Linked DNA regions of Homo sapiens: region 2 is linked to region 1. A link is an interaction called in ENCODE POLR2A ChIA-PET data of the cell type or tissue named here. Cell type or tissue: OCI-LY7. All regions are shown on one strand. Links, peaks and the distances in the headings refer to the core of each region. The heading gives the core; the rest is flanking DNA.

Region 1 (5,374 bases), core at 201-5,200:
TGTAGGCCTGGGTGTCTATCGCTCTGACCTGGTGGCCCTGGGTTGGTCACTGCACCTTTCTCAGCCTGTTTCCCCCTCAATAAGCACAGCAGGTTGCAAAGGGCACTCACACTCGCTATTTCATTTAATCCTCCTGTGATCCTGTACCAGCAGCTGCTCACTCAACTCATATTTAGAGTCCACTCTGTGTCAGGCCCTGGGGATACAGCCATGAACAGAGACTTCCTCCGCTGAGGGTCTCCAGTCTCCAGTCTGGTGGGAGATGGACAATACACAAACAAGCAAACAAAACCAGAGACTCCAGTGGGTGCTGGGAGAAGGAACAGCAGGAGGAGGGCACAGAGAGTGATGGGGTGGAAACTGAGGACAGGGTGGTCAGAGAGGTGACTTATGAGCAGAGGTTCTGAGGAAGGAGGCCAGAGTCATGGGAAGAGCATCGCAAGCATCGCAACAGTAAGTGCAGAGGCCCTGAGGCAGGTGGAGGTTCATGTATCTGTGGCCCAACGAGCAGGCCGCGCACTGCAGCGGTGTGGGTGGGATGGGCAAGGCCACTGCCATTTGCAGTTTGTGGATTCCAAGGCAAGTGCACTGGTGAAAACAGCCCATTGTTCATCCACTGATGAATGGAGAGGCAACATGCGGTATGTCCAGACAAGGAAATAGTATTTGTCAATAAAAAGGAACAAATGGCCAGGCGCGGTGGCTCATGCCTGTAATCCCAGCACTTTGGGAGGCCAAGGCGGGCAGATCACTGAGATCAGGAGTTTGAGACCAGCCTGACCAACATGGAGAAACCCTGTCTCTACTAAAAATACAAAATTAGCCAGGCTTGGTGGTGCATGCCTGTAATCCCAGCTGCTTGGGAGGTTGAGGCAGGAGAATCGCTTAAACGCAGGAAGCGGAGGTTGCAGTGAGCTGAGATCGTGCCATTGCACTCCAGCCTGGGCCACAAGAGTGAAACTCCGTCTCAAAAAAAAGGAACAAGCTACTGGTACGTACAAAAATATCAGTGAATCTTAAGTGGATTATGCTGAGCAAAAGTAGCCAGCCTTGAAAGGCTGTAGGCTGCAGGATTCTATTATGTGACATTCCGGGAGTGACAAAATGATAGGGACAGAAAACTAATCAGCGGTTGCCAGGAACTGGGGATGGGGAAAAGGCTGACCTGACCACAAGGGGGCTTGAGGCAGTTATGTGATTTGACACATTTGTCAAAATCCATAGAATTGTATGCTAAAAATTGATGAGTTTAATTGTATGTAAATTATACGTAAATATACCTGGCCACACACCAACACCCAACATCTCACAAAGCTTGGGGCTGAGTGACCCTCCCACCTCCCGGAGAGCTCGTGAGAGCAGCTCTGGGAAACACACTTTTCTTCAGGTCCTGTCATTTCATTTTCAACTGCCTTGTCCTTAATCTGTCTTTGCCGTGAATATAGTAGTTTATTTTCTTTTTTGTTTATGTTTTTGTTTTTGTTTTGTTTTGAGATGGAGTTTTGCTCTTGTAGCCCAGGCTGGAGTGCAATGGCGCGATCTCAGCTCACTGCAACCTCCGCCTCCTGGGTTCAAATGATTCTCCTGCCTCAGCCTCCTGAGTAGCTGGGATTATAGGCGCATGCCACCACGCCCAGCAAATGTTTGTATTTTTAGTAGAGATAGGGTTTCACCATGTTGGCCAGGCTGGTCTTGAACTCCAGACCTCAGATGATCCACTTGCCTCGGCCTTCCAAAGTGCTGGGATTACAGGCATGAGCCACTGTGCCCAGCTGGTAATTTCTCAGTAAATATTTGATCAACCGATCTGGAAATGCTTCGCATCCAAAACTGAGGGCCCTTGTTCTCAGCTGCTGAGGAAAGACCAGGCAAAAGCGTCAGGGGCTTGACCAGGAGGGGTGTGTGCGTATGCTCGTGTGTGTGTGTGTGTGTGTGTGTGTGCACGTGCGCATGTGTGTGAGGCAGGGCTCAGTGCACACCATGCTGAGTGTTTTTAGCAGAATGTGGTGGTCCATGGAGGGCATGAGCACCCCAGTTCTCCTTCCTGGCACCAGCCAAGGTGAAGTGCGCTTCTTCACGCGCTTCAAGGTCAAGGCTGTCTGTAACTTGCTTTGGCCAATGAAATGTGAGCAGAAATGAGGATGTCACTTCCCGGAAGCAGCTTCCGGAGTTGGTGTGCAATTCTTCACTTTCCTTTCCCTGAGCTGGTGAGACCCCATCAAAACAGAATCTCAGTCAGCCTGGACCCAGACTGGCTGCACCATGTAGTGTCTTCCTGCTCCCTGGTCAGACGTAGCATGAGCAAGAAATCAACTTTTGCTCTTTATGTATGTATGTATTTTTTTTAATAGACTTTCTTTCTTGTTGGAGCAGTTTTAGATTCACAGCCAAACTGAGTGGAAGTTGCAGAGATTTCCCATGTCCTTGCTGCCCCCACATGTGCACAGCTCCCCACCCCCATTGTCAGCACCCCCCGCCAGATGGTACATTTGTTCCAGTCCTGAACCTACATCGACACATCATTATCACTGGAAGTCCGTGGCTTAGGTTAGGGTCCCTCTTGGTGTTGTTCATCTGTAGTTATAATGCCATGGGTCATACTGACTTGTTCCACGGCCTTGCAATTTCTCTGTGCTCTGCCTATTCATCTTCCCCATAAACCCTGACTTTTTTTTTTTTTTTTTTTTTTTTTGAGACAGAGTCTTGCTCTGTCTCCCAGGCTGGAGTGCAGCGGCACAATCTCGGCTCACTGAAACCTCCACCTTCCAGGTTCAAGTAATTCTCCTGCCTCAGCCTCCCGAGTAGCTGGGACTACAGGTATGCACCACCACGCCCGGCTAATTTTTGTATTTTTAGTAGTATGGAGTTTCACCATATTGGTCAGGCTGATCTTGAACTTGTGACCTCGTGATCTGCTCACCTCGGCCTCCCAAAGTTTTGGGATTACAGGCGTGAGCCACTGTGCCCTGGCCACAAACCCTGACCTTTTTACTGTCTCCATAGTTTTGCCTTTTCCAGAATGTAACATATTTAGAATCACACAGTATGTGGCCTTTTCAGATTGGCTTCTTTTACTTAGTAAAATTCATTTAATATTCCTCCATGTCTTTTCGTGGCTTACTAGCTCATTTCTTTTTAGCGCTGAATAATATTTCATTGTCTGGGTGTGCCACGGTTTATTTATCCATCCACCTACTGAAGGACATCTTGGTTGCTTCTAAATTTTGGCAACTATGAAAAAAGCTGCTATAAACATCTGTGTGCTGGGTTTTTTGTGGATATATGTTTTCAACTTATTTGGGTAAATACCAAGAGGCATGACTGTTGGATCACATGGTAAGAATCTGTTTCATTTGTAAGAAAATTGCGTGTCTTAACTCAGGCTGCCATAACAAAATACCACAGGCTTTGTGGCTTAAACAACAGAAATTTATTTCTCACAGTTCCGGAGGCTGGAAGTCCAAGATCAAAGTGTGGGCAAGGTAGGTTTAATCCCGCAGCTCTTCTCTGGGCTCAGAGATGGCTGCCTTCTCGCTTTGTCCTCACAAGGTGGGGTGGGGAAGAGAGAGAGGCAGCCAGCTCAGAGCTTGCTCTCATGTCTCTTCTTATAAAGACACTCATCCTATTGGATTGGGGCCCCATCCCTATGATCTCATTTAGCCTTAATCACCTCCATAAAGGCCCTGTCTCCAAATAAATACAGTCACAAAGTGGGCTGGGGCTTCAGCATACGAAATTTGAGAGAACAAAAACATTCAGTCCATAACACTGCCAGACTGTCTTCCAAAGTGGCTGTATCATTTTGCATTCCCACCAGCATGAGTGAGAGTTCCTGTGGCTCCACATCCTCACCAGCATTTGATGTTGTCAGCATTCTGGATCTTGGCCATTCTGATAGGTGTGTAGAGGCTCTCACTGTTGTGTTAATTTGCATTAACCTGATGATGTATGATGTTGAGCCTCTTTTCATATGCCTTTTTGCTTTCTGTGTATCTTGGGTGAGGTGTCTGTTTAGATCTTTTGTTTTTTAGAGATGGGGTCTTGCTATGCTGCCCAGGCTGAACTTGAACTCCTGGGATCAAGCAATCCTCCTGCCCTACCCTCCTTAGTATCTGGGACTACAGCAGTATGCCACCACATCCATCCCTATTTTTTAACTGGATTGTTCATTTTCTTACTGTTGAGTTTTAAGAGTTCTTCATAAATTTTGGATAACAGCCCTTTATCAGATATGTCTGTGGCAAATATTTTCACCCAGTCTCTGGCTTGGCTTTTCATTCTCTTGACAGCCTTTTGTAGAGCAGAGCAGAAGTTCTTTATTTTAATGAGGTCCAACTTACTAATTCTTTCTTTCACAGATTGTCCCTTTGGTGTCGTATCTAAAAAGACATTGTGCGACCTTGATTGATTGATTGATTTATGGAGACAGGGTCTTGCTCTGTCACCCAGGCTGGAGTGCAGTGTGGGCAATCACAACTTGCTGCAGTCTTAAACTTCTGGGCTTAAGTGATCCCCCTGCCTCAGCCTCCCCAGTAGCTGGGACTGCCAGTGTGTGCCACCATGCCTGGCTAATTTTTAATTTTTTTGTAGAGACGTGGTACTTCACTATATTGTCCAGGCTGATCTTGAGCTCCTGGCCTCAACTGATCCTCCTGCCTCTGCCTCCCAAAGTGCTGGGATTACAGGCATGAGCCATGCACTGCCCAGGTGCAAACTTTGTTCTTAAAAGCTGGCCAGGCACAGAGGCTCAATGCCTATAATCCCAGCACTTTGGGAGGCCGAGATGGGCAGATCACTTGAGGTCAGGAGTTCAAGACCAGCCTGGCCAACATGGTGATACCCCATCTCTACCAAAAAATACAAAAATTAGCAGAGCATGGTGGCAGGTGTCCGTAGTCCTAGCTACTCAGGAAGCTGAAGCAGGAGAATTGCTTGAACCTGGGAGGCGGAGGTTGCAGTGAGCCGAGATCATGCCAGCCTGGGCAACAGAGTGAGACCCTCTCACCACTCACAAAGCTGCAGCTGGAGCCAGTGACACTGCTGTAGGGACACGTGCCTTTGCAGCAGGGAGGAGCTTCTCCCACACTTTCCCACCAGAAAGCATTCTGGTCACACATGTCAGTGAATCTAATGGTCAGAGCCAAGTTCACATCTAGAACCGAGCTGCAAGGGAGTCTGGGACTATGATTTCAGGTTTCCAGACTCACTATTCAGGAAAGCATATGAAAAGGAGGTAGGGACAGGGGCTGTAGGCCACTTGACTTTGGTCAATGCAGGGGGGCAGTGGGAATTGAGGGGGGGTCACCACTGCAAATGAGAAGAGGCAGAGCATGAGACATGGGAAGGATACCAGGAGGGGTGAGCAGGCTCAGAC
Region 2 (5,374 bases), core at 102-5,101, 51 kb after region 1:
TTACCCCCAACCCCGTGCTCTCTGAAACATGTGCTGTGTCAAACTCAGGGTTAAATGGATTAAGGGCGGTGCAAGATGTGCTTTGTTAAACAAATGCTTGAAGGCAGCATGCTCCTTAAGAGTCATCACCACTCCCTAATCTCAAGTACCCAGGGACACAAAAACTGCGGAAGGCCGCAGGGACCTCTGCCTAGGAAAGCCAGGTATTGTCCAAGGTTTCTCCCCATGTGACAGTCTGAAATATGGCCTCGTGGGAAGAGAAAGACCTGACCGTCCCCCAGCCCGACAGCAAGGGTCTGTGCTGAGGAGGATTAGTATAAGAGGAAGGCATGCCTCTTGCAGTTGAGACAAGAGGAAGGCATCTGTCTCCTGCCCGTCCCTGGGCAATGGAATGTCTCGGTATAAAACCCGATTGTATGCTCCATCTACTGAGATAGGGAAAAACCGCCTTAGGGCTGGAGGTGGGACCTGCGGGCAGCAATACTGCTTTGTAAAGCATTGAGATGTTTATGTGTATGCACATCTAAAAGCACAGCACTTAATCCTTTACCTTGTCTATGATGCAAAGACCTTTGTTCACGTGTTTGTCTGCTGACCCTCTCCCCACTATTGTTTTGTGACCCTGACACATCCCCCTCTCGGAGAAACACCCACGAATGATCAATAAATACTAAGGGAACTCAGAGGCTGGCGGGATCCTCCATATGCTGAACGCTGGTTCCCCGGGTCCCCTTATTTCTTTCTCTACACTTTGTCTCTGTGTCTTTTTCTTTCCTAAGTCTCTCGTTCCACCTTACGAGAAACACCCACAGGTGTGGAGGGGCAACCCACCCCTACAGATTCATTTGTGAATCAGTGTTCTAAGCCAATCATGACTGTTTTAACTTCCTAGCCTCTTGTACTAGACATTTGACCCAATTCAGGCCAATCACTCTTAAAGTGGAAGTCTGCTGGGGGGATTTCTGGAAAAGCTTTTGCTGCCCTGATGAAGAGACAGATACAGTTAGCATGGCCCTAGACATTTCTCTCACCTTTGCTTGCCTCGAGCCCCAGTGTGATGATTAGAGCTATGGCAGCCATCTTGTGCCTATGAGGCCGAAGCATCAGAATAAAAAGGTCAGTATAGGGATGGCAAAGTCAAGTTCCCTCATGCTTGCAACTGCCTGCTTCGAGCTTGTGTTCCATGAAAAACAAAAAAAAACAAAAAAACACACACACAACGAAACACCTATTTGTTTACGTCTCTGTTGATCGGATTTTCTGGGGGTTTTTTTTGTTATTTTTTGCAAGTGAATGTATTCGTAATCAACACAAACAAAGGAAGACAGGGCGCGGTGGCTCATGCCTGTAATTCCAGCACTTTGGGAGGTCAGATCACTTGAGCTCGGGAGTTCGAGACCAGCCTGGGCATCATAGCGAGACTCCCATCTCTATAAAAAAAAATAAGAATATTAGCTGTGCATGGTGGTGCATGCCTGTAGTCCCAGATGAGTTGGGAGAAGTGCTTGAGCCTAGGAGGTGGAGGCTATAGAGAGCTGTGACTGCACCACTGTATTCCAAGATGAGTTGGGAGAAGTGCTTGAGCCTAGGAGGTGGAGGCTATAGAGAGCTGTGACTGCACCACTGTATTCCAGCCTGGGCAACAGAGTGAGACCCGGGTCTCAAAAAAAAAAAACAACCATACCAAACACCATAAAGGCAGAATGATCTGGCCAATCAGGGGCATCACATGCTCAGAGATTTCCACAAATAGTTCCTCAAGATTGCTGCCTACCCAGCCCACTACTGGGCCTTTGTGACATCCGCAAATCAGGCCCAGGCCTTCCCCTCAAGGGGCTCACAGTCCATCAAGAAAAAGAACACAAATTTTGTAACTGGTACAAACTATCACACAACTCTCAGGGTGGAAGAAATCCCTTTACTTTTAAGGATCAAATTAAGGCCTACTCAAGGCCCCACTTGCCAAGGTTGGCAAAAACTACAAGAGTCTAATGGAGAATGGGGTGGGCGAGGAGGGTGGAATAATTAAGGATCAGCCCTGGATCTTAGGAGTTAAACAGCCCTGAAAAACTGAAGGGGAATTTTGTCTTTCACCTTGGACGTTCCTGCTGACCCACCAGTATTAGTTAAATAAAATTAGTTGCTGTAACAAGTAAAGCTCGAAGGCCCACGGCTCTACACGATGAAGATCTATTTCACATCTGTTTCATGTCACAGTCCAACCAGACGGGATGGCAGGCCGGGGAGGCTGCATAGTCACTCAAGCACCCAGGCTCCTTCCGTCTGTGGCTCTGCTGCCCTGTAGGCCTTCAGCGTCCTCTGGCTCAGCTAGGATACTACTGGGAAGGAGAGAGCCTGGGTGGTGCGAGAATTCCATGGCCAGGCCTGGAGTGGTGACATTACTTCCTATCACACTCCATTGGCTGGAACCTGTCATGTGGCCACACCTACCTGCAAGGGGCCCTGGGAAATGGAGTCTCCACATGTGCCCAGGAAGAAGCCAAAACATGGATATCCTGGGCACCACTTGGCCCTTCAGAGGTGGAAGGCAGCGAGGTGCCCACTTACCCTCCTGGGAGGCACCACCATCTCCCAGCTTGGATTCAAGGGAGGGCAGGTCTCCTCCCCTTGAGGAGCCCACAGGCCCCATGATCCATCCAGGGATTCAGCCAGACCGAGGGCTCCCTTCTTCATCTCTGCAAGCACCTGCCTACAGCTCCTCCTCACAGCCCAGCTGGCCAATGTCCTCCATGCACCTGCACCTTCCCGGCATAAAAACCTGAGCATGGGCCATCTCCAGAGCCCACCTAGGCCCGGGAATGCCCTCTAATGCCGAAACACACACACACAACTATATTTCCACCTATAATTTGGACAGTTTCTCAGCCTTGGCACTGTTCTATTTTGGGTTGGATAATTGTTGGTTGTGAGGGCTGTCCTGCACATTGTAGAATTTTTTTTTTTTTTTTTTTTTTTTTTTGAGATGGAGTCTTGCTCTGTCACCCAGGCTGGAGTACAGTGGTGTGATCTCAGCTCACTGCAGGCTCCACCCCCCAGGTTCATGTCATTCTCCTGCCTCAGCCTCCCGAGTAGCTGTGACTACAGGCGCCCACCACCTCACCCAGCTAATTTTTTGTATTTTCAGTAGAGACGGAGTTTCACTGTGTTAGCCAGGATGGTCTCGATCTCCTGACCTCGTGATCCACCCGCCTTGGCCACCCAAAGTGCTGGGATTACAGGCGTGAGCCACCGCGACCGGCCCCTGCACATTGTAGACTTTTAGCAGCTTCCTTGGCCTCTACCCACTAGATGTCCATAGCACCCCCATCCCCACCCAGCTGTGACAATCAAAAGTGTGTCCAGACTTTGAAGAATGTCCCTAGGGTGTGTGTGTGTGTGTGTGTGTGTGTGTGTGTGCCAAAATCAGCCCCACGCAGTGGCTCACACCTGTAATCCCAGCACTTTGGGAGGCCGAGGCAGGCAGATCAGGGGGTCAGGAGTTTGACACCAGCCTGGTCAACATGGTGAAACCCCATCTCTACCACAGATACAAAAAATTAGCCGGGCGTGGTGGCGTGCACCTGTAACCCCAGCTACTTGGGAGGCTAAAGCAGGAGAATCGCTTAAACCCAGGAGGCGGAGGTTGCAGTGAGCCGAAATCACGCCACTGCACTCCAGCCTGGGAGACAGAGTGAGACTCCATCTCAAAAGAAAAAAAAAAATCAGCCCTGCTTGAGAACCAGAGTTAGCACATGCCAGAAGTTTAGATGGGAAAAATTGCTTTCTCCTTGGTGGAGGTGGGAGGTGCAGGGAGTTGGGGGAGAGGCACTTGTGGTTCCCTGATGTGTCTGTACCATCAGAAAGTAAAACCAACACGGCATTTCATTTTCCATAAAGATCATCATAGTTAAAACAATAACTGAATGAGCCAGGTGTGGTGGCTCACACCTGTAATCCTAGCACTTTGGGAGGCCGAAGCAGATGGATTACTTGAGGTCAGGAGTTTGAGACCAGCCTGGCCACCATGGTGAAACCCCATCTCTACTAAAAATACAAAAATTAGCCAGGTGTGGTGGTGCATGCCTGTAATCCCAGCTATTTGGGAGGCTGAGGCAGGAGAATTGCTTGAACCCAGGAGACAGAGGTTGGAATGAGCCAAGATCACGCCATTGCACTCCAGCCTGAGTGACAGAGCAAGACTCTGTCTCAAACAAACAAAACCAAAAAAACAGTAACTGGATGAGATCAACATTGTAATGAGGTCTCTGCTAGGCTGTGGGGGCTCAAAGGCAGGACTGACAGAATCAACTCTGCATTGGGGGGAGGCTTTGCACAGGACAAGACAGTTCAACCAGGTTGTGAAGGCTTGAAGGAGTTTGCAAAAAGGGTGACAGGAGAAGAGTTTTCAGTGGGTTTGCAAAGTTCCCCAGACATGAAAGAGCATGGTGCATTCTGGGAACTGGAGATAATTTAAATGGCTGGAGTTGGGGTGGGTACAGGGTGACCACCTTCTCCTGGATTTGGTCCCCTCCTCTCTGTTTCCATTGTCCCCCACAGGCCCCTACTGTCCCACTGGTCACCTGCTTGGCTTGTCTCACACATGGTAGATGCTCAGTAGACGCTTGCCAGTCTCTCACACATAGTAGATGCTCAGAAAATTGAATGAATGAGCAAATCAATAAATGAAAGAACTGATTCATGGAAGGGTCTCATACACCAGCCTGGGAAGATGGGATTTTGGTTTGGGCAGTAGGGAGTCATTGCAAGGTTTTGAGCAAGGGAGTCACCTGCTCCTGGGTGGAGGGTGCTTTGGAAAGGATGGAAGCTTGAGAAAGCCAGCTGTCTGGATTGTCCAGGTGCCAGCTGATGAAGCCTGAGCAGTGCTATTTCAGAGGAACAATTACGGGAGTCGATGACTGATTAGTCGTGACAGGGAGCAAGAGGGAGGGGTCTGAGTGGCGCCTGGATGTCTGGTTAGGGTGACTGGGACCTAGGATGGGGGAGGGCTGGGGTCAAGAAATAGGGAGTGGAGGGGAAGGAGTAGGAGGAGATGGGGTGAGGTGCCTGTAAGAGCTCCTCAGAGGAGTCCAGCGGGTGGATAGAGTTCAGAGTCTGAAGGAGAAGTCTGACTAGGAAGTGGAAAAGTAGAAGTCATTTATGTGTAGTGACTGGAAGAAAAAGCATGTAGTTCCATTTCCAAGGAACTGGCTTTAGCTATTCCCGCATACATACAAGGCAACAGCAGCAGCACAGATGTTTGGAGCAAGAGCAGATCTTTCCTAGAAAAACACTTTAAAGAGCCCTTGATTCCATAAAGGAAAGGCCTTGGGGTTGCCTGGAAGCGACTTCCTAGGGAGATGGAATGACGTTTTCC

What was found. ChIA-PET counts read pairs that join two places held together with the same protein. Peaks named below come from ENCODE experiments on the same cell type or tissue, not always from the same donor. Only the 100,000 strongest peaks of a DNase experiment are listed, where the experiment ranks them.
Region 2: POLR2A ChIA-PET joins it to region 1 with 6 read pairs; 4 of 35 experiments call an interaction of 5 or more read pairs at or near these places.

What each region holds. Positions count from the first base shown.
Region 1 is chr17:17,657,806-17,663,179 of GRCh38, reverse strand. No RefSeq gene overlaps it. Among named protein-coding and RNA genes, the nearest start is that of SMCR2, 17 kb to the left of the region's middle. RefSeq lists an enhancer at 1-77. In OCI-LY7, for the core only: a CTCF peak has its summit at 1,164 (motif pointing right); no DNase peak of the experiment used is centred there; H3K4me3 peaks cover 256 bases.
Region 2 is chr17:17,606,392-17,611,765 of GRCh38, reverse strand. No RefSeq gene overlaps it. Among named protein-coding and RNA genes, the nearest start is that of PEMT, 17 kb to the right of the region's middle. In OCI-LY7, for the core only: no CTCF peak of the experiment used is centred there; a DNase peak (open chromatin) is centred at 2,445.